Linked DNA regions of Homo sapiens: regions 2 and 3 are each linked to region 1. A link is an interaction called in ENCODE POLR2A ChIA-PET data of the cell type or tissue named here. Cell type or tissue: HepG2. All regions are shown on one strand.

What was found. Peaks named below come from ENCODE experiments on the same cell type or tissue, not always from the same donor. Only the 100,000 strongest peaks of a DNase experiment are listed, where the experiment ranks them.
Region 2: POLR2A ChIA-PET joins it to region 1 with 24 read pairs; 3 of 35 experiments call an interaction of 5 or more read pairs at or near these places.
Region 3: POLR2A ChIA-PET joins it to region 1 with 10 read pairs; 3 of 35 experiments call an interaction of 5 or more read pairs at or near these places.

The regions. Positions count from the first base shown.
Region 1 is chr11:116,336,296-116,344,295 of GRCh38, forward strand. All of the region lies in intron 1 of LOC107987166 (a long non-coding RNA gene), which reads right to left. Among named protein-coding and RNA genes, the nearest start is that of LINC02151, 160 kb to the right of the region's middle. RefSeq lists an enhancer at 5,817-6,111. In HepG2, no CTCF peak of the experiment used is centred here; DNase peaks (open chromatin) are centred at 3,226 and 6,016; H3K4me3 peaks cover 555 bases.
Region 2 is chr11:116,423,763-116,431,762 of GRCh38, forward strand. The region is part of intron 1 of LOC107987166 (a long non-coding RNA gene); the gene reads right to left. Among named protein-coding and RNA genes, the nearest start is that of LINC02151, 73 kb to the right of the region's middle. RefSeq lists a silencer at 1,150-1,444 and an enhancer at 1,150-1,444. In HepG2, no CTCF peak of the experiment used is centred here; DNase peaks (open chromatin) are centred at 1,279 and 4,399; H3K4me3 peaks cover 457 bases.
Region 3 is chr11:116,408,277-116,416,276 of GRCh38, forward strand. The region is part of intron 1 of LOC107987166 (a long non-coding RNA gene); the gene reads right to left. Among named protein-coding and RNA genes, the nearest start is that of LINC02151, 88 kb to the right of the region's middle. In HepG2, no CTCF peak of the experiment used is centred here; DNase peaks (open chromatin) are centred at 4,375 and 5,805; H3K4me3 peaks cover 601 bases.

The sequences.
Region 1 (8,000 bases):
TTCTGGGAAGGAACAGAAACACAGCAGCTCCTCTCCCCCTGTGGGTGGGAAACTGCTCCCTGCACCTCTGAGACAGACAATGGCTCAGGTCCCTCCCCACCACAAGCTCCTCCACAGTTCCCCAGGAATGCCCAGGTAGAGCCCCAGAGCATCAGATGCCTCCCAATCCTCATCCAATTACTCCCCTGAAACTTAGAAGCCCGTGATCAGGAAAAACAAGACCACACAAATAAAACCAAACCAAACAAACAAAAGAAAATCCAGTCCCTGGGCTATTTCATGTTGGCTGGGTCATCTGGGTTGTCTGCTATTCCAATCCTCCATGGAGCCATTTATCTCCTGGTAATCTCTGAGCAGGTGTCTTCCCATCAAACCAACAGGTGCCAGCTCCCTTCCCTTTATTCAGTAACAGAGCAGCGACAAGCTTCCTCTTCCCCTCTGCCAGCCCCAGGTCTCACCTAAGGCTGCAAGCCCCACTCCAGGCTGTATTTGAAAAGGCCTGCCTATTATTCACACCTCAACCTGAGGCCCCCAGCATCTGGCCATCTGCTGTTCCTTGGTAAGAAACAGTGTGCCATCATCACCAGCAGAACCCCACCCCACTCTCATCCCAAACCACTAATCTCCCTTGGGGGCTCAGAGAGTGAGAGCAGACCTGAGAGATAACACAGTCCAACTGTCACCAATAACTACCTAGACTAGTGTATCTGCATCCTCTCCCAAACCTTGGCTCTTCATTTACACACAACAAGGAAGTGTTCTGAGGTCCAACATACGTTCCTCCTCTTATGGATTCATGAAGCATATTAATACCTGAAAGGCACCCAAAGTCCTACAGGGAAGCAACATCTTCTACTGTGTTTAACCCAAGGTTCTCCAAGCTTATTTCACCATGAATTCTTTTCTTTTTATAATGATTGCCATTTTGGAACAAAGTTTCCATGGAATAATTTGGAAACTCTGGACTAGCTGATTCTCTGGGTGCCTTGCAAACCCTGACAGCTTATGATCCTATAAGCTAAACCTCTACAATACTATTGAACATAGCCGAAGATAAGCACACAGCCTCTCTGGGCCCCTAAGGCATGCCTCTATGGTCAATCAAGCCCTGCCTATGGGGCCATTGAAGATCTCTTCATTGCTGTTACCTACCAAAAGGGGAAAGGTTTCAAGGTCTACATCCCCGAATCTCAATTCTACCATTAATCTTTCTACCCACTGCTCCTACAGCAGCACAACTGCAATGGGCTCTTATGAGATGGATTTCAGTTCTATCTCTGCCACTTACAGGCCATGGGGTTTCTCTCAGGCAACTCATTGAAGTCCTCTGAGCCTTAGGGTGGTATGCATAGTTCTAAGATGGTTCCCAAGCTCTCCATTCCAAGTGTACCTCCCTACACAATACCCTCCCCTGGAGTGTGGAGTATCACTCACATGATTAGATTACCAATTAGTTGACTTTGTGTTAATCAAAAGGGAGGTGGTCTTGGGTGGGTCTGACCTAATCAGGAGAGCTCTTTCTAAAAAGGTAGTCAGACTCAGCAACTCCATAACTTGGTATCTACCCAAAGGAAAATAGATCAAACTGCCAAAAAGACACCTGCACTTACATGTTTATCACAGCACTAGTCACAATAGCAAAGACATGGAACCAACCTAGATGCCCAATAAGGGTGGATTGAATAAAGGAAATATGGTACATATACACTGTGGAGTACTATATAGCCATAAAAAGAACAAAATCATGTTCTTTGCAGCAAGATGGATGTAGCTGGAGGTCATTATCCTAAGTGAATTTTTGCAGAAATCAAAAACTAAATACCACATATTCCCACTTGTTAGCAGGAGCTAAACATTGGGTACACATGGACATAAGGATGGGAACGATAGATACTGGGGACTCCAATAGATACTGGGAACTCCACTTTGGGGGAAGGTAGGAAGGGGGCCATGGATTGCAAAACTGTCTATTGGGTACTATGTTCACTATTTGGGTGACGAGTTCAGTTGAAGCCTAAACCTCAGTATCACACAATATATTCATGTAAACAAACCTGCACGTGCACCCCTGAATCTAAAATAAAATAAAACTTAAAATTTCTAAACTGCCCAATTACTATATTTGCACATCCATTTATGCAAACCTAGATGATTTTAAATTTTTTTTACTTAAAAAAATTAAAAGGTGGTCAGAGCCCAGCAATCCCATTACTGGGTATATATCGAAAGGAATATCAATCATTCTATTATAAAGATACATGCAGGCACATGTTCATTTGAGCAGTATTCACAATAGCGAAGACACAGAATCAACCCAAATGCCCATCAGTGATAGGCTGGATGAAGAAAATGTGGTGCATATACACCATGGAATACTATGCAGCAATGAAAAGGAACAAGATTATGTCCTTTGCAGGGACATGGATGGAGCTGGAAGCCATTATCCTCCGCAAACTAACACAGGAACAGAAAACCAAACACCACATGTTCTAACTCATAAGCGGGAGCTGAACAATGAGAACACATGGACACAGGGAGGGGAACAACACACACTGGGGCCTGTGGGTTGAGGGAAGGGGGAGGGAGAGCATCAGGAAAAATAGCTAATGCGTGATGGGCTTAATAATACTTAGGTGATGGGTTGATAGGTGCAGCAAACCACCATGGCACACGTTTACATATGTAATAAACCTGCACATCCTGCACATGTGCCCCGGAAGTTAAAATAAAATAATTTTTAAAGTCTACAGCAAATATTATACTTAGTGGTAATATGTTGAAAGTTTTCCTATTAAGGTTAAGAAGCTGTACTGGCAATCCTAGCTACTATCTGATCATTTCTGATAATGATCAGAAATGAAGAAATAAAAGTTTCATTATCCCAAAAAAGAAAAAAAAACAAAAAGGTGGTCAGAGAATGCTCCCAACCCCCACCCCGTGTGCCTCAGCAAGGAGGAGCAAATAGCCACAGTGAGTTGCCTATGGATGGAATCACTGGGCTGGGAGCTGAGGGTGGCCTTCAGTTCTGAGAGCAACCTCAAGCCAACAGTCAGCAGAAAATAGGGACGACCGCAGCAAAGTGAATTCTGCAAACAACCCAGATGAGCTTAGGAAGGGACCCTCAGCCTCAGTGAGATCACAGCTCTGGCTAACACCTTGCTTTCATGCTCGTGAGACTCTGAGCAAAGAACCCAACTACATCATGCCTGGACTTCTGACCCGTAGAAGCTGTGAGATAATAAACAAGCATTGTTTAAAGCCAGTAAGTTTCACAATGTGTTATGCAGCAAGAGAAAACAAACACTCTATTCTGTAAGGTGGAAATAATACCTTCCTCGTAAGTGCTTGTGAGGATCCAACGGTGTGGTGTCTGTTACATGCTCAGCACAGAGCCCAGCACATACTAGATGTTCAATCATCATTTTAAAACAAAGATAGTAACAACATATACTATTTGAGATTATTGTGAGGATGAAAAGGCAAAAATGCATGTAAAATGCTCAAAAACATTCGTGCCCACAAAGATGACAACTATGATTGAAGCATAGGACAGGCCATGAGAGGTGACAGCAAAGTTATATAAGATCATATGTTCCTTTCCAGCCACAGCCTTCCTCCTGCCCAGGAGGACCTTGAGCTCCCTCTCACAGCACACTTGATTGCTACCCGCCACTGCCGGATGCCTTCCAGGAGCCTGATCACTTCTATTCTTTTGTACATCTTTTTCTCACTCTTTTAAGACTGTCCCTGGGTGTGCCTTAGGATTAAGGTGTGCTGATGGGGATTTCCACCTTGTGAAAAAAAAGAAACTTCTCAAGAGTAGATTAACAAATTTAACCTCCTGGAAGTAAGAAGGTCTTACCAAGTTTCCAAATTCTACTCACCAGAAGGTCAAAGCCTCGTTGACAGTTCATCATGATTTTATTCCATTGCAAGCATTTATTGTGGGCCAACCACATGTTGAGCCTGTGCTAGGCGTTGAGAATAAGACAGCAGCCCTGGACACAAGAAGCTCCCAGTGTGTTATGGGTGCAAACAGATAATGACAATGATAAAATTTCCATCAGGGACCCAGCCTTGCACTGGAATCCTGCAGACCTATGTAGCTGTGCATATCAAAGGAGAGACAATGACTATTTCTTTGGGGCAGACATCGGATGCCCAGTTATAAGATTTTCAAGTAGTTCATTATCAAGACTGCCTGCTAATTCTAAGGAAGCAACCACCCACTTAGGGGAAGAACACACCCTGAATGAAGATAGAGTACCTGAATCAGGTGTACCTGTGGATCCAAGGAGGAGAAAGTCAGCAGGAAGAAAATACTGAGAGCCACACTGTGTGAGCACTCACCATCTCCTACCCCTGGCAAAAAATAAAGAGGAAAAAACTTGTGTGGAAGTCTCAGAGAGGGACATTCTGGCAAATTTATTCAAAAGTCCAAGGGATTACTAAGTACCTGGACATTGTAGATTACAAATGCAGGGTGGGGAGCGCGGGGCGGGGGGCAGGTTGCAATTTTAAGTAAGCGGTTAGTGTGGTCTCATCAAGAAAGTGAGACTTGGCCGGGCGCAGTGGCTCACACCTGTAATGCCAGCACTTTGGGAGGCTGAGGCAGGCAGACCACCTGAGGTCAGGAGTTCAAGACCAGCTTGGCCAACATAGTGAAACCCCATCTCTACAAAAATACAAAAATTAGCTGGGCATGATGGCGGGTGCCTGTAATCTCAGCTACTTGGGAGGCTGAGGCAGGAGGATCGCTTAAACTTGGGAGGTGGAGGTTGCAGTGAGTCAAGATTGCACCATTGCACTCCAGCCTGGGCAACAGAGTGTGAGACTGTCTCAAAAAAAAAAAAAAGAAAAAAAGAAAAAAAAGTGAGACCTGAACAAAGACTTTAAGGAAATGTGAGTATGCCAATAAGATACCTTGAAAAAGAGTTTTTCAGCCAAGGAAATAGCTAGAACAAAGGCCCCAGGGCAGAACCTCATCTGGGAGCAGCAAGAAGGTCATTGATGCTAAAGCAGAGTGAGCCACAGTGAGGATAGTAGCATATAAGGTAAAAGCAGGGAGGAGGGAGGGCTTCAGCTTTCACTCCAAGGGGAATAGGGAGCCACTGCAGAGTTTTGAGCAGGGGAGTGACGTAATCTTTCTTAGGCTTTAAAAAGATCCTTGTGGTTGTTATAACGGTGATATGGTTTGGCTGAGTCCCCACCCAAATCTTACCTTGAATTGTAATAATCCCCACATGTCAAGGGCAGAACCAGACAGAGATAGTTGAATCATGGGGGCAGATTCCCTCATACTGTTCTCATGGTAGTGAATAAGTCTCATGAGATCTGATGGTTTTATAAATGTGGGTTCCCCTGCACAAACTTTCTCTTGCCTGCCATCATGTAAGATGTGACTTTGTCCCTCCTTGCCTTCCGTCATGATTGTGAGGCCTCCGCAGCCATGTGGAACTGTGAATCAATTAAACCTCTTTCCTTATAAATTACCCAGTCTCAGGTATGTCTTTATTAGCAACGTGAGAACAGACTAATACAAATGGGAATGAGAGGAATAGTAGAATCAGAAAGACCTATTAAGAGGGTACTACAGTGACTCAGGTGTGAGATGAAGGTGGCTCCAACCACAGTGGGAGCAGTGGAAGCATGAGAAATGGTCAGATTCCATATATATATATATATATATTTTAACGTAGAGCCAAAAGTAGAGTATTTCCTGGTAAACTGAAGTGTGTGAGAGAAAGGAGAAAAAGATGACTACATTTTTTGGCCTAAGGAGCAACTAGAAGGTTGGAGTTGTCATCAGCAGAGACAGAAAAGGCCATAGGTAGAGCAGATTTGGAATGGGTTGAGGGAGGGGGTCAGCGGTTCTGTTTGGGGCAGGTTGAGCCTGAGAAGTCTACCAGAATTCAGGCAAATGCAAGAAGGTTGTGCACTTCTAAATAGGTCAGAGAAGGCTTACCGAAGCTATTGGATATGCGAGTCTGAAGTTCAGGAGAGAGGTAAACATTGAGGTCATCAGTATACAGCTGATATTTCAAGTCGCAAGACTAAGTGAGATCATATAGAGAAGATGAACAAAGCCACCATTAGGAGGCCTAGCAAAAGAGATGAGAAAGCAAAGGAGGTGAGGGAGAATCGTCTGGGCAGATCATCTGGGAGAGCGAGTGGCACCACCTGAATCAAAACATTGCTGATAGGTCAAGCAAGATGCAGGCTGAATACTGTCCACGAGATCTAGCCATGAGGGAGTCACTGGTTACCTTGACAAGAACGGTTTCAGCATGGTGGTGGGGAGAAGGCCTTATTGGCTGGTGCCAACTCTTTTGAGGACTTTTCCGTAGTAAGAAGCAAAGATATGGCAGGAGATTAAAAGAGAAATGGGATCAAGAGAAGGATTTTCTTCCCATTGGAGCATAATAGCAATACGTTTATATGCAGACTGAAATGGTCCAATATAGTGCTAAAAGTTGATGATATGTACGAGAGGAAAGAACCGCAGGAGGTGAGAGGGGGAGGAATGCACACCCTGGTGGAGGAGTTGGCTTTGGAGAGCAGCACAGACAGTTCATCCACAGTATCATGCGGGAAAGGCAGAGCATGAATGGGCAGATGCTGGTAGTTGGTAGATGCAGTGGTAGAAGTTTGTGGAAGTCCTCCTTTGACTGTCTCCATTTTCTCAATGAAGTAGGAAGTAGGAGAGGTGTCTTGTGAGAAACCTTAGGGCTTGCTGCCATCATTGACAGGGTGTTCACACACATATTTATCAAGCTTTTGCTCCCGGCCACATACTGAGCTCTTGACATGCAGCATCTTCACAACAGTCTCCAGATTTTAGTCACTATATACCCTTTAAAGATGGAGAAATGAGGCTCCAAATGATTAAGCAAATTGCCCTTATCACCTGGCTGATAAGGCTAGAGCCAGGATTCAAACAGCAGCCTGACGCGCTGCAAATCCTGTGCTCGTAACTGGGGTGGGAGTGGAGGGCAGAAGCAAGGGAGGTGCGTGGAGAGAAGAAACTTGCCCTGCCCCAAGGCGGTGATGGGCCAGAAGGAGGGGACTGGCTTGGCTGCCTCAAAGACCTGTGAATGAAGGACTTAGTCAGTGAGTTGCTCAGATGTTCCCCACACCTGCCAGGTCCCTTTTGGGGGCTCTCACCATGTTTTACACATATCTTAATTAAATACAGTGCTTCTCATGGTCTATTAGACTCTATTACCATGTGCCTCAGCCTTCCCTCAACCACGTCAGCCAGATGCAGGATATCTGAGAAACATAGGTATTTCTGCATTCATTTCCTGTTGTTGCTAAAACAAATCACCACAAACTTAGTAGCTTGGAACAACACAAATGTATTACCTTTTTTTTTTTTTTTTCTTGAGATGGAGTTTCACTCTTGTTGCCCAGGCTGGAGTACAGTGGTGCTATCTCGGTTCACCGCAACCTCCACCTCCCAGGTTCAAGCAATCCTCCTGCCTTAGCCTCCAGAGTAGCTGGAATTACAGGCACCCGCTGCCATGGCTAATTTTTGTAATTTTTAGTAGAGACGGGGTTTCACCATGTTGGTCAGGCTGATCTGGAACTCCTGACCTCAGGTGATCCACCTGCCTCGGCCTCCCAAACTGCTGGGATTACAGGCATGAGCCACCGCCCCCCAGCCACAAATGTATTATCTTACAGTTACGGAGGTCAGAAGTCTGACGCAGGTCTTACTGGCTAAAATCAAGGTGTTGGTAGGGCTTTGTTCCCTTCCAGAGACTCCAGGAAAGAACCTATTTCCTTACCTTTTCCTGCTTCCAGAGGCTGCCTGCATCTCTTGGCTCATGGCTCCTTCCTCCATCTTCAGAGTAAGCAATGCTGGCTGAGTCCCTTTTGCATAGAACCTCTCTGACCTCTTCTACCTTCTTCTTCCTTTTTTAAGGACCCTTGTAATTACATTGAGCCCAACCAGATAATCCGTTCATTGTGCTCACAGGTTCAGAAGAGAGACAAAA
Region 2 (8,000 bases), 87 kb after region 1:
CCAAGGACACACAGCAGTTTTGTGCCAGAACCAGGCCTAGACCTCAGGGATCTGAGACTCACCCACTGCCCTCTCTCCAGCTCAATGTCTGCCCCTGATCTCCCTTGCTGTCCTTTAGTGAAGGCAGAATTTCCCTCTGAGGCCACCCAGGAGGTGGGTCCTCACGGGGCGGCTCAACCTGCAGGCTCCTCACAGTCCCCGAAATTCCTCAGGTCTGTGTGGCATCCCACCAATAAGGTCCCCTTTCCCCTACCTGTTCCTCAGACATTCCTAGATCAGGATCTTCACCCGCTGGGACCCCGGGAGTCCCTAGCTGGGGCCTGGGAATATCAGAAGGGAGGAAGCGACAAAATGGGAGGGAAGAGTGTCACTCATCAAAGGGAATTGGCCCTTCCCAGAGCTTCCACAGGCTTGAGATGCCAGAAAGGACTTCCAGAGGGCAAAGGGGAGTCGGCTGAGCCTCCTTAAAAGCTGGCAGCTGGGGAGGAGGAGAGGCAGGTAGGGAGGGCAAGGCACAGTTAGGTGGAAACATGGACTACCTTCTGTAGCTACTCCTCGAGAGATACCAACCACAAAGCACTAGGCTCTCAGAGGAAGAGTTAGCTTCCACCCGTGTCTCCCAGCCCCTGGCAGGCACTGGAGCCCACTTTTCCCCTTCCTGCTCTCAGCACTCCTGGCTCTGCCCTTCCCTGCTGTCAGCCCCAACCCCAAGACCAAGGTCCCCCAGCTGGGCACAGCAGGGAGACGGGGCAGGGGATACATTAGGCATGGAGTCCTGATGCTCACGTACTCGGACACACTCTCTGACAGGGACCCCTTGAGTTCAAAGCTGGGCCCCCCAGTTTACTTAATAAAATCATGATAAATGAATACATGAATTGATTGGCTCATTAATTCCTTCATTATTGTTGGAGACCTCACAGCCAGTGAATTCTTCCCCCTCCCCAGGCCTGTAATCATCTCCCCACAGAGCCACTCAGGTGGTCCAGAAGCCACCTGGATAGAGAGGGTGCAGGGGCTCCCCTGATGGGCACATTTTCCCAGCTCTGCAGAGCCTGCCTATCCAGGAGCCCCAATCCTGGCCTCTGCTCCCTGCAGGCTCTGAGAACTTGGGCAGCAAATGCCACCTTCTTGATCATCCAGACATCTGATTCTCTAGCATGGTGTTTCACATATTATTTTTGTTCCTCCCCATGGGGACGGACACAGGAGGTTGCACAGAGTACGTGCAGAAAACCACCAAACTCCAGTCCTCTTATCTTCACATTCAGAGAGAGATTCCGGACCCCAGAGTACAGAAGTGAATTGCCCAAGGTCACAGGGCTGGCCAGTAGCCAGGTCTTCTGACTAAGCCACCTGCCTTCCATCAGCAGGAAGTGCTCATCCCATCCCAAGGAGGGCCAGCCTGAGGGGAGAAGGTGGAGGGTTTGGGGAAATAGAGACTACCGCTGGAATTTTCTTTGTGTTCCTACCCACCAGGCTTCATTTGGGATCTGCTCTTCCCCCAGCAGACTTTCATAGTGCTGGCAACACAGCAACCTCTATGTGGGCAGTCACTGGCCTAGGGTCTTCATACAATTTATCCTCCAAACTGGGGCTCTTTCAAGAGTGAAGGAGGCACTGTTAATTATTCGACAGGGTAACGGTGCACACTTTGGACTGTCCCAGGCAAACAGAGACATTGGTCAGCCTGGCTATAGCTATTCCACGCGGCCCTCCCCTCTTTCAGTAAGAGTCCCCCTTAATCATCTAATGGTGACCCCAGAGATGTCCTGTGTACTGATGTGGAGACCAGCCACTTAGGTGAGACCTGGGCTTAGCAAAATATAACATATACATTGGATAGGGGGAAAATGAAGTGTTAAATAGCTGTTCACAACACAATTTGCATTTTCTTTTTTTTTTTTTTTTTTTTTGAGACGGAGTCTCGCTCTGTCACCCAGGCTGGAGTGCAGTGGCGCAATCTTGGCTCACTGCAAGCTCTGCCTCCCGGGTTCATGCCATTCTCCTGCCTCAGCCTCCCAAGTAGCTGGGACTACAAGTGCCCGCCACCACTCCCGGCTAATTTTTTTGTATTTTGTATTTTGTATTTTTTTGTAACACGGAGACTGGGTTTCTCCGTGTTAGCCAGGATGATCTCGATCTCCTGACCTCGTGATCCACCCGCCTCGGCCTCCCAAACTGCTGGGATTACAGACATGAGCCACAGCGCCCGGCCTCAATTTGCATTTTCTATTCATTGATTTCATAAATATTTTCAAGTCTACAGTGTGCCTAGCATAATGCTGGGTATTGGAGAAACACTGGCAAATGACATAGACACCGACCCTGTCCTCATGGAATTCATAGACCACTAGAAAAATTGAACACCACTTAAAAATCAAATCATGTTCTCCACAAGGAAACACGAGTGATGGAACACTCAGAAAACACAGGGGTTGGGCCTTGTCAAAGGAAATCTTTATTGGTTCCATCTTCAAATCAAATCAATTCTATATGGAAGATGATCACCTAGTTGCTCAGGCTAAAGTACAGTGGTGTGATCACAGCTCACTGCAGCCTTGGCCTCCTGGGCTCAAGTGATCCTCCCACCTCAGCTTCCCAAGTAGCTGGGACCACAGGCACATGCCACCATGCCAGGCTAATTTTTTATTTTTCTAGAGAGGCGGGTCTTGCTATGTTGCCCAAGCTGATTTCAAACTCCTGGGCTCAAGTGATCCTCCCACCTCAGCCTCCCAAAGTGCTGGGATTACAGGTGTGAGCTACCACGCCTGGTCGTTATGTGACTTTGAGCAATTTATTCAACCTCTCTGAGCCTCAACTCCCTTACTCGTAAAAAAGGAAAATGATATTATTTACTTCATAAGCCTAATCTGAAAATGAAACAATAAACCTGTAAACTGCTTTGCACAGTGCCTGAATCAAGGTAGGTACTCAACAGAAATCAGTTCTCTTTTCTTCTATTTCCAAACTGGTTTTTATATCTTTTTGCCGTTACTCCTGCTCTTCTGCCAGCAAGATACTCTCTCCTTTTCATTGCCTACCCAGGCAACTCCTATTCATCCTTGAATGCCCAGCATAACATAGCAAAAGCCAGCACAGAGTAGCAGTTAAGAATACAAGCTTTTGGTCCAGTGTTCCTGGGTCTGAATTCTGATTCTGCCAATTGCTGTGTGATCTTAGGTAAATGACTTAACCTCTCTGTACCTCAATTTCCTCTCGTTTCATTCAATTGTCATGAGGATAAAATGAGTTAATAAGCATGCATTTGGACCAGTAGCTACTTCACAGTGGGTGCTATGTGAATTTTTGAAAAAAATAAGGCCAGGCATGGTGGCTCACACACCTGTAATCTCAGCACTTTGGGAGGCTGAGGCAGGCAGATCCCTTGAGCTCAGGAGTTTGAGACCAGCCTGGGCAACATGATGAAACCCTGTCTCTATAAAAAATACAAAAAGTAGCCAGGCATTGCGGTACACACCTGTAGTCCCAGCTACTCGGGAGGCTGAGGTGGGAGAATCACTTGAGCCTGGGAGGCGGAGGTTGCAGTGAGCCAAGATCATGCCACTGTACTCCAGTCTGGGTGACAGAGTGAGACTCTGTCTCAAAAAAATAAAATAAATAAAAAATAAAAATAAAATGGCCAGCTCAGAAATCATCTCCTCCAGCTTTAAAAATCTGAAATGTTCCTGAATTAAGCTGAGCTTACAGTGCTGTAAATGGTCTTTGGTGGTGTTGGCATTACAAGGAAGAATGACAGCAGAGTGATATGAACTAAGTGGAGGGATCAGGGCATGGCCTCTGAAGGAGAAAGATCTCACCTTGAGCTAATGTGAGGGCCCAGGGATCTAGAATCCTATCTAAACCCCAGGCCTAACTATCCCTCAATTCTACAATGTCATAGCTTGGGAGCCTAAAAGCTGGACAGAGTCGTCTCCTCTGAAATGGCCTAGCCCCTGTCCTTTCAGAGAGAGCTTCTCAAGGTCATTGCAAAACCAGGCTCTCAAGGCCCCTCCCTACAGCCTCGGCTTTCCTCTCTAGGAGCAAAGTCCCACCAAGACCTGAACTCTAGCTGCAAGAATTCAAGACGTGTTCAATTCACTTCCAGGTTCTCCTCCCACCCACCACCAGCCCTCTATCCCCCAGAGCTAGGCAGCAGCTGCTGTTAGGAGATCCTATCCAGCCCTGGCTTGACATTTCAACAGCCCGAGACCCAGAGATAAAAGTTGTCACTGAACAAAGTTCATCCCCCTCTCCCGCTCCCTTCCTGGAGCCTCGATAGGCATCAGAATGGGCACTGAGATGGTCTCTCTTGCTTTCTACTGCTGCTGCCGCTGCTGCAATTCCTGCTTTTTATTTAGAGGGGTGGGGGGAGATTTCACAACTGATGATTACGAAGAAGCGGTTTATCACCTGTGCTTTTATGATTGTAGCGACTAAGGGGAAAAAGATGTCTTTTCAGATAAGCATTTGAAGGACGGGGAGAAAGATTTTCAAAGCTCCCTTTGTTCTCCTGGAGGGCCACGCCATTGAGTTCTGGCAGGCAGCCCGGGAGAAAGGAGGATTTTAAAAACACAATCTGAGCTGGCTTCCAAACCCCTGCTCACCATCCCTGTCATCAATTAGGGATGTTACTTAACAAGGGGTTTGGGCCATTGTCTCATCCAGCCTGCTTTCCCTAATTGGATGCAGAGTGGTGATGAATTATTTGGAAAAGGGCTCCACACTGCAGAGGTCATTGCTTTGGCCCCCTGACACTCAAGGCCAGCTCAGGCTGGGCTGGTGTGGGCCTCTGGGGCATGTTGCTGGCAGGGAGATAAGAGAAGGACCTTTCTGAGGCCCCTCAGTGCAGGCGGAGAGCACAGACCCAGAACCCAGAGAAGGGCAGGCTGCCAGTCCATGCGGGGAACTGAAGGTGAGTGGCCAGGGAGAAGATGGGGGCCGCTCCTGTGGCCTCTGCCACCCCCAGCCCCCACTCCAGTTTCTGAAGATGGAGCTCGGTGAGCACAGAGAGCTTTAAGGCCTCAGTCCACAAAGGGACGGGTCTGAATTCGTTAGGTCAAACTGCCATAGACTCATAAATATTGTGCCCAGAATCCCCCAGACCCTGAGTTACGGACTGAGTCCACCAAAGGTTAAGAAATGGCCATCATCCTCAGCAAAGGAAAATGCATCCTCCACAGCTTCCAATGGAGAGAACTCTAGGTGAAAGAGAAGCTGGATCCCATGGCACACTGGGTTGCCCTTACCTTTGGAAATGACTGAGGCCCAGAGTTCAGGATGCTCCCCCACTTTACCCTGCTGTCCCAAGTGTGGGACCATTTTCTTTCTTCCTCACAGTGTAACTGAGATCAAACTGCAATGTTTCAATAAAACCTTACTAAATGCCCAGAAGAAACAAAAGAGAAAACAGAGTAATACAAAATCAGATCATCATCAGGTTTAAGACCTACAGTTGGCTCACGTTCAACTTGGAGCCCTCATAAGTTGCCTCCCCACCAGGGTGGATCCCCAGCTTGCCTCCCTTGCCAGAGGCAAGCTTTCCCCAGCTCATCCAGGATGCTGGAAGTTCATATCCAAGCAAGAGAGATGGAGTTACCCTCCAACCTACCTAAGACCTGCCTTCTAACTCCTGAGTTCTGTCTAGAACCTACCTCTTGGCTGTATAATTAAGGTAGGGAGGCCGGGCGCAGTGGCTCACGTCTGCAATCCAGCACTTTGGAAGGCTGAGGCGGGCAGATCACTTGAGGTCGGGCGTTCGAGACCAGCCTGGCCAACATGGTGAAACCCCATCTTTACTAAAAATACAAAAATTAGCCAGGCGTGGTGGTGTGTACCTGTAATCCCAGCTACTTGGAAGGCTGAGGCAGGAGAATCTCTTGAACCCGGGAGGCGGAGGTTGCAATGAGCCGAGATGGCACCACTGCTCTCCAGCCTAGGTGATAGAGCAAGAATCTGTCTCAAACAAACAAACAAACAAAAAACTGGTCTGGCACGGTGGCTCACGCCTGTAATCCCAGCACTTTGGGAGGCCGAGGCGGGTGGATCACCTGAGGTCAGGAGTTCGAGACTAGCCTGGACAACATGGTGAAACCCCATTTAACTAAAAATACAAAAATTAGCCAGACATGGTGGCAGGCACCTGTAATCCCAGCTACACAGGGGGCCAAGGCAGGAGAATCACTTGAACCCAGGAGGCGGAGGTTGCAGTGAGCTGAGATGGCGCCATCGCACTCCAGCCTGGGGGACAACAGCGAGACTTCATCTCAAAAAATAAAAATAAAAAAAATTCAGGTAGGGAGTATCTACCAGATATCCTTCAGAAGGAATCATATGACCATGCAGAGCTTCAAATCATGAGAATGTCGGAATGCAACCCCACAGACTCACACGTGTGCAAGAAATACACACGTTCAAATGCAACGAACTATTTTTCTGGTTCAAATGGGCCAAGCTCAGTTGAAGACTTGGTCCCCAGGCTAGGTTTCTTGCCTACCCCTCCAGTTCCCTTTGGTAATAGGGCCCTGCCCTGCTTGTCTGGAGCCCTAGTGTACCCCTGCCTAGCCCTTGCCAACTCCTGCTGATAGTGTCCAATAGTTTCGGTGCTCTTCCCTGGAACTCCTATCTCCTGGCAGCATCCCTAGATGGACCAACTTTACCCACAATGTGAATACCTACCTGACTTCCTGCGCTAATTCCTGACCCCCCGCCCCCGCCACTGCTGTGCCATGCCCAGCTCACTGTAGCTACTGACACCAACATGAATAAAGCCGACATCATCCCAGGTCTTTTTGAAACCTATAAATGAGGTATCTCACAGCCCTCACCAGGAGCCAGCCATGTGGCTGAGTCAGGTAATCATGAAATAGTCAGATGAGGAGCTCTTCATTCTCCAGAATTATCCTGAAGACAAACATCCTAAGAGTTGTTATGAAAGATTAGTCCCACAAGAATTCTAGAAGTGAATAGAACTATTCTATATAAGGCAAGGGCTAGCAACAGCTTGGTACTCTGAAGAGGGCAGAAAAGAGAGAAAAGAGAGAGAGAAAGAGCTGGCCAGATGGCCAGAGGTTGGGTTTCAATAACTGAATGGAACCATCTCTTTGATTCCTGCCACGCCTAAATCTTCAGTAAGTCTACAAAACCTGCAAAGGCCAGACATGATCAGATGGCATGGAGACCAGTGAAAGAGAAGATAGAGACAGGCCTGGGAGTGGGGCATCAGAAGCATGAAAGATAAGTGAAGGAGCTCAAAAAAAATCACAGCGGAGGTCCATGTCTCCAAACATCAAAGAATTGAGGTTTGATAGATCTTTGAAGGCAGAGGTCTCAGTTCATATCTTCAATTACAATCACTATGGCCACCGTCTTATGGAGCATCTCCTGTGTGGCAAACTATATTGTTTGTTTATTTAATGCTCATAATAACCCTGTGATCATTATCAATCTTAGTAATGCAGTCACTGAGGTTCAGAGTGATTAAGTAACTGCCTCCAAGATCACACAACACACAGCTGTTACATGGCAGATCTAGGTTCGAAGCCCTGGCCAGGTGAATCCAAAATTCATGCTCTTTCTACTGTGAGACGTTGGGCTTCAGATATCTCTGGGTTTCAGATATCCTCTTCTTGGTTTCTTCCCATTTTCCCTTAATCTGCTCCTGACAGCCCAAGGTGGGTCTATACTGAGGTGACCTGAATTAGGCCACAATTAGTCACTCAACAAACATTTCTTAAAATTATATTTGCCAGGAATTGTGCAAGAGATCATATTGCAATGCAAGTGTGATACAAACAAGACCAAGTCCTGGGTGCCAGGACAGACAAACATATATGCACAAGAAGGAGCCCAGGTTCTGCCTTGGAACAGGTAGCAGAGAATAGGGCATTGGATGTGCAGGGAGGTTTTTCAACCAAGATGGAGCACACACAGCTCCTGTTGCCAAACAGCTGGTCCTAGAGCACTGCCCCCATCCCACCCTACCCACCTTCTCCAGGCTC
Region 3 (8,000 bases), 72 kb after region 1:
AAAAACTTCTTTATGAATCAGTATCAATAAGAACAGTGATCTCTTACAGGCTTTTATTGAGAAAGAGCTGATAACAGTTCAAGTTCTGGCTCTTTTCTTCTTTGTGAGCTCAGGCAATTTATTTAGTTTTTCTATGCCTCTTTTCTCACAGGTACAGTGCAGAAATTGAGCCCTACCTCATGGTGTTTTAAACCCAACGAAATAATGTATGTTAAAGGTTTCACATGACCATGGGCACAGAACAGGTGCTCAGGCAGTGCCAGCCTCATCCTACCCACCAAGTTTATTCAGTGCTTTCTGTTTGACAAAACTCTTCCCCGTATGTCATCTTAGATGAGCCTTGCGACAACCCGCTGGGGTATATTCTATTAGTATGCCCGTTTTACAGGTGAAGAAACTGAGGTCTGGGAGTTCATGTAACTCTAGCCCAAAACGACCCCATTAGTGAATCCCAGAAACAGCCTTCCTCCCCCCACCTCCCCCGCCCAACAGGGAGATCTAGGGTTTCACTCTGTCACCCAGGCTGGAGTCCAGTGGCATAATTATGGCTCACTGCAGCCTTGAACTCCTGAACTCAAATGACCCTCCTGAGTAGCTGGGACAATAGACATGCACCACCACACCTGGCTAAGTTTCTTTGGGGTTTTGTTTGTTTGTTTGTTTTTTGTAGGGATGAGATCTCGTTATGTTGCCCAGGCTGGTCTTGAACTTCTGGCCTCAAGTGATCCTCCCACCTTGGCATCCCAAAGTGCTGGGATTACGGGCATGGACCACCTTGCCCAACCCAGAAGCAGCCTTCTAATGTAGTCCATATGACTTCAAAGTTCAGGCTGCCTGGCCAGGACCATGTGGCATCAAAGCAGTGCCCAGAAGTGATGCCTGTGAAGATGCTGTCTTAAGTCTTAGGTAGAATAACAGGAACTTGCTAGGGGCAAGCCCCAAAATTCAACTAACGGGGTTATAATAAATAGATGAGCACAGAGACGCAGGGGCTGTGGGTGGGAGCAGCCTTCTCACACTGACCACCACCCTGGTGCAACAAGGGTACACAGCTAGCAGGACCAAGCTGTGGCCAGCATCCTGCATGAGGGAGCACAGTTGATTGTGCCTTAGTCAGGATGCTGAGGAAGAGGAATTCAGCTGCAGGCAGTCTCCATGGCAATGGTAATGGAGAAGGGATGCAGCCAGCTCTTCCTGGCCCAGCCCTTCTGCTAGGGACAGAAAAACAAGCTCTCCCAGGTGCTTCCTGACCAGTAACATCTAAAGTCTAAGCCCTCCTTATAGCTGCTCCATCACAAGACTGGGGTGGGGGGCGTGGCGGGAGGACAAAGTAACTGAGGGAATTTCAGGAGAGCCGAGAAAGCCTCCATGGCCCCAAATGTCTCCCCCACCATTATGAATGCCATCTGGAGATATTCAACCTAAGGCTTCAAGGAGCTGGGGGAGGGAGGGGGCATGGAGGGAAAGGTTCCTTGATGGTCACCAGCTGTGTGTCAAGCATTGCATTACATCCTTCAGGTCCACCTCCTTTGATCCACACGATATCCTTCATGAGGAAGATATCAGCATCCGCATTATATGGACAAAGACAGCAGAGACTCAGAGAAATGAAGCACGCACCAGTGCTTAGTCAAGTCAAAATGTGAGCACAGACCTGTCTGATTCAAAATATGTGACTTTGAAGGGGTAACATATCCACATTTTATCACGAAAACCTTTGGGGGTTGGGGCTCATAACTGCTAGTTGAGAGAAAGGCTGAGGACATGGAATAAAACCTGGGGCAGGGCCAGGCCACAGGGAGAGTCTTGGGAATTTTTAGGGATGAGCCCCAAATTTCAACGAAGGGGGTCAGAATTTAACGTGTCCTCCTCCTCCCTCACACCCTTTCTGTCAGGAATACGACAGGCTGGAGGAGGAAGGTGAAAGGTGTGGTTTAGAAAGACTGTGGTATACATGTTTGGCACCCACTTCGAGAGGGCAGATGGGTGGGGTGGGTGAGAGAGGGCCTGTCCTCCTTCCCTGCCACAGCCAGAGAGAGACCGTTCCCCACGACTGCACACTTGTATTAAAAAGAATCCGGGAAATAATTACTGGATGGAGAGGATTTATTAAATTGGATAAGTCCTGGATACAGCCTTCTTTTTAGGGTTTGAGTGGTTTGTGTATTTTTTTCACTAAGGCTGCATAATAAAATAATGGCATAATTAGTGAGGAATTTGTTACCTTTCAAGGAAGAGTCTTTAATTCCTCTGAAGAACAGCTCTCCTCCCCCAGGCTCCATCTCTGCGATGGTACGAGGAGGAAATAAGGGGAGAAAGGAGGGCTGCCCTACCCATCAACAGTTCCTAGAGGTGGGAATTACAGGTCGCCACCCCACAGGCTGGAGTGCAGTGGTGTGCTCTTGGCTCACTGCAACCTCCACCTCCTGAGTTCAAGCAATTCTCCTGCCTCGGCCTCCTGAGTAGCTGGGACTACAGGCACATGCCACCACACCCTGGCTAATTTTTGCATTTTTAGTAGAGATGGGGTTTCACCGCGTTGGCCAGGCTGGTCTTGAACTGCTGACCTCAGGTGATCCTCCCGCCTCGGCCTCCCAAAGTGCTGGGATTACAGACATGAGCCACCACACCTGGCCCGTCCACCTTTCTTGGACTCACATTGGCCTCTGCCAGTGTTTCCAAAATGTGTGGTTCTCAAACAGCCTCATCAGAATCTAGGTAAAATGCAGATAACTGGGATCCATTCCTACATAATCCAGGAGGACAGTGGATATGCAGGCATCCACATCCGGCACACTGAGCGATTGTTACTCCTGCTAAAGCTTGATAACCACTGGTTCACCCAGGAACTCTGTGGGGGTAGGCGGGGTGTCAGGAAAGGGAGGACTTGGTGCTCATGGGAGAGGAGGAGAGTCGTGTGCCCCCTTTGTTCCCTCTATAACATGAACAGTTAGGAAGATCCTTGTTTAGTATCAAGCCTGGCTACCATCCCTTCTCCTATTTGTTCCTCACTTTTCCCATCTGCATAATAGGAGATTGTGCTAGATATTCTAAGTTCCCTCCCGTTCAGCCCTGAGATTCTTTGCTTCAATGACCCATTATCAACCAACTCCTTATCATCTATTATCCCTCCCAAGTTCAGGCAGAAGTGACCCTGTGATGGTGATGAAAGAAACGGAAAGTCAGGACAGGTTAATTCTGAAAAGGACTCTCCTTCTCAATTCTAAAAGTTAAAGCTCTGGTCCCTAGTCAAACACAAATATCCCTGGGCAGGGTGACAGTTTAGGCTGCTGACAGGTTCTTTATTCTTGACAGCAGATTTTAATAGGAGGAAAAGAATGGAGAGAAAGATGTTAAGACTGTTTAGATATGAAAGAGGTAAGAGGATGAAGAACTATATAAGTGCTCTGGGAGCCCAGAGTCTGAATTCCAGGCCGAATGTAACAGTGAGAGAACTCTAACATAGTTGACTCCATCTTGCTTCTAACCTCACGGGTTGTCTTCGCTCCTTTCTGCTGGTAGTCAGAAATGGGAGGAATTTACTCTATAGTTTAACTTTAAAGCAAGGATGATAATAGTTCTTTCCTAAAACTAACCCCCAAAGAGATAAGAAGTGCATACACGCAAGTAATAATGTTATGCTAAAGATTTACAGGCGAGGCCGGGCAGGTGCAGTGGCTCACGCCTGTAATCCTAGCACTTTGGGAGGCTGAAGTACGAGGATTGCTTGAATCCAGGAGTTAAGACCAGCCTGGACAACATGGTAAGACCCCATCTCTACATAAAAATACAAAAAATTAACCAGGCATGGTGGCGCACACCTGTAGTGCCAGCTACTCAGGAGGCTGAGATGGGAGAATTGCTTGAGACCAGGAGGTGGAAGTTGCAGTGAGCCTGGGTGACAGAGTGAGACCCTGTCTCAAAAATAAATAAATAAATAAAAAGATTTATAGGAGCACTGTGACCTGACCAAGGACAAAGAAGTGATGCAACCCCCTTGGACTCCTGTTGATGCCCAGATGTCTGTGGTCACCTGTCACCTCCTGACCTCTAACCCTCCTTGCTCCCCCTTCCCAATATGAAAAAAAGCTCAATATCTATGCCTTTCAAGATGGTTCTTCAGGGCATTATTCCACCATCTTCTTGGCTTGCTGGCTCTCTGAGATAAAGTCACTTTCTTGCCCCAGCACCTTGTCTCGTGACTTACTGACCGCCATGAGGTGAGCTTTGGACTCAGCTACCCTAACACTGCCATGTGTAACTGCATGATGACAATGTTGACTTTTATCTGAGCCCTGTAATCCTAGAAAACAGTGAAGGTTAAGAAATCCACTCAACTTTTTATTCTGGAAAACAGTGTACCTATAAAAACAAAAACACTTTCCATATGACTTAGATAGGACTCACAGATGCGTGCCCCACCTCCCACCACCGTCTTGTTTACTTATGTCAAGGCCAGACACAGACCCTCCCCAGTCTCTTTCTTTGCCGCATAAATGATTAATTGAATGCTTGTCCCCACTGACTAATAAGAACAAAATGCTTGTTAACCAAACTCTGGTTAAACTTCTCTCCTTCCTCCAGGTTCTGAACTCTGGCTCGCCCTCAGCCTGAGCCGCAAAATAGTCTGGCCTCGGAGAAACAGTCTTCAGTTTCCTATAGGATCGTGCCACCCATTCATCCCCCTTCTCATTCATTCTTGCCTGTTTACTCCTCTCTATGAAAGAAAACCCCTGTTTGCCTAACTCTTGGGGATGCCTGCAGATCTTGGGGTCAGAGAAGCTCCCTGCTGCAATAATCGCTTTCCCCACTCTGCAATAATCCTTTTAAATAAAATCTTTCCTTACTAAGTCCAGATTTCTTTTTTATTTGACAATGACCACAGGCAAGTGATTTCACTGCAGTTTCCTCCATCTGTAAAGTAAGAAAAATATGTTGCAAAATTCTAAAATCAAAGACACGAAAGTGCTCTTTCAGCCACAAGAAAATAAAATATAGTTCTAGAGGGTGCTCAAGTCTTCAGCCTTCAATTTCCCTCTATAAATGTATTTCAGGGCCCACCATTGCCTGACCATTCTCTGTCCTCAGGCCCCAAACCCTCCCAGGCCCACAGGCCATCCCAGGCTCCCACCCAAGCCTCCTGGGCCACTTCAGCTTCAAACAGTCTCAATCCAGAAAGCCACCACTCCCTTCCCCAGGCACATCCACCCTTCATTCATCACTGTCACATCCCACAGAGGGCTTTTATTTAACAACCAATTTATTTCCAGTTTAACTAATCTGGGGATGGGGCATCTCTCTCTCTCACGCAAACCAACAACACCTGGGTTGTAAATAGACTTACAAACCAGTGTGTGCTGGATAATATAAACTCTCATCACAGCAACATCAGGAGAGAGGGGAGGGGAGGGAAGAGGGGTCATGAGACTGCAGGGTGATAAAATATGCAAGCCCCCAAGAAAAACAACCCCTGCAGCCCTCCCTTCTGCCCCTACGCTCAGCTCTGCTTAAAATTATTTATTTATTTATCTCTCTGATTCCCTGGCTCACCTTGAGCCCAAGACAAAAGCTTCATAAACAATGTATGACATGCTAACCCCTGGTTGGGTAGGAACCTGCAGGTGGTTGGGGAGGTGGCCATCATCTGGCCCCAGGCCAGGTTCCCCTCCCTCATCCTGCCTGGGGAAGAGTCTGGTTGCAAAGCCAGCTTGTGCTTGGGTGGAACAATGGCCCCCAGAAGGGAAATCTTGCTCTGTGAAAGGGAAAGCTAATCAGCAGTCTACAAGGCCCAGCCTACCCAAGGAGAACCTATGGATCCACTGGAGATAACAGAGACAGGAAGGGCTTTGTTTACATGGCTAGTAGGGCTCAAGGCACCAGTCAGGCTGGGTGGGCTGAAGTGTGTACCCAACAGGCCTGGAGTCTCCCTGAGTATCTTTGCTCCCCAGCCCTCCACCTTCCTCCAGATTCTCAAGCTGTACACATACCCAATAGTCTCCTCCAGGGCTGGGGCCCTATACAGAGGAATAGGGGAATAATCATTGGTTTAGGAAATTGAGTTTTAGACAGAAAGGAGCTTACTTACTGGCTGGGTGACCTTTTCAGGAAGTCCTCCTACCTCCCACTCAGCTCCCTTTCTTGCAAAGGAAGGTCTTGAACTAGGTGACTCTTGCAATCCCTTCCAGCTACAACCTCTTAGAAGTGAAGTCACAGAAAGGGCGACTTGGCTACTCAGAGAGATTTATCCTCTCCCTGGCTGTACACCGAGGCCTGCCAACACGACTTTAAATTACACCTCCTAAACTCTGCCTCACTTGGCACTTTCTCGGGCTACCTTAGAGGGTAGAGCAAGCTTATGTTAAACAAACACACTTGGTTATTAGAAACATATTTATAGTGGTTGCGTAGCTCTGGATGGAGGCAGAGCCATTCCCAGGCGGGGCTCCAGGGAGGATCATGCCTGCTGTGCGCTCTTCCCAGCCCCCAGGACCAGGACAGGAGCCCCCGCACCCAAATCAATCACACTGCTGTTTCTCCTCTCTGCGACTACCATAATTCCAGGCCTATATCATGCTCCTGGTGTCAGGGGGGAAACCAACTTTCAGGTCTGCTAATTCCACTTGGAAGGATGATGTATGTGGGAATGCTCTTTAGTTGGATATTCAACTCAATCCTAAACCAATTTCAAGAGGGAGTGTTTATGAGAGCCAAGGGCATCTCTTTTAGAGCTGGCTTCAGGATCCTTGTTTCTGTTAGAGATACGGGATGTAGGGGGAACCCTCCATCACAAGAGCAGGGAAAGGCCCCCAGAATAAGAGAGGAGGGAGACAGGGCCCGCCCAGCAGAGCCATAATTATCTGAGGAGGAAGCTGAGAAAAGAAAGGAGAAAGAAGGAATAATCCCTTCATGCTGCGCCTCCTCTCCCCACATCCCAGCGTTACATGGCTGGATTCCTCTAGTGGCCAGAAATATTTAATCGAATACTTTTGTTTGGATCTTGCATCCCTGGTAACCTGAAGATGTTACCATGGCAATCCCTGAGTAATACATCTCGATTATTTATGGCCTTGCAAATAGGGTGGGGAACCATTCCAGGCCCCATGGAAACAGCAGGGAGGTAGAAGCCTCATTTCCTTCGCTCACTGTTTCCAGGCAGCCCCAGAGGAAGGGGAGAAGGGAGCTGCCAGTTTGGTTGGGTAGAAATAGTTCAAAGCCTTTTAGCACGGAGAATCTCACCTCATCATTCCCCTTTTGTGTCCCTTAGAGTTTCCCTGTTCCCTACCCCTCCTATTCCGGGTCCCCACAGGTCACCCTCTATTCTCTAGGGCATAGGTCAGGGTTGGGTGGGTGGAGGGGTCAGGGCTATCTAAGGACTTGGGCCCCCAGTTCTCTGCTGAGCTGGTCTAAAATCCCATTCACACCACATGCTGCATCGATGACCTCAGGCACATGACTTGGCCTTCCAAAGGCTTTGTTTCTTCAAGTGCCAAATGAGGATAAGAACAGGTCTTATTTCACAGACTGATTACGAGCGTTAAATGAAATATGCATGTAAAGCTCTTTGTACAGCACCTGGCACATAGTAAGTGCTCAATTAATCAGAGTTGTTCCATAATAATTACATTATCAACCATCCTAACACATCCTTGTTTGTGGATGCAAGTCAGGATTGTTGAGGGAGGGGCAGGAAAACAGAACCGGGGCTGGACAAGGTGTGTACAAGAGTGAGGGGGTAGGTTTCCAGTTTCCTTCTCTTGTCCTGTGCTCCTGAGAACAGCATGAGCCTCTGTGGTGAAGTTAACCCTGGGTCCCTGCAGTCCCACTCTTCTCTGGCGTGCCACCACCCTGCACCTAAATGGCCAGATCTCCATCCCCACAAAGTCTGCCCTGATTAGCCCTGTACTGGGTTGAAAGTCTCCTAAAATTTATATCTACCTTGTGAATATGACCTTGCTCGGAAATAGGATGTTTACAGATACACATCAAGTTAAAATGAGGTC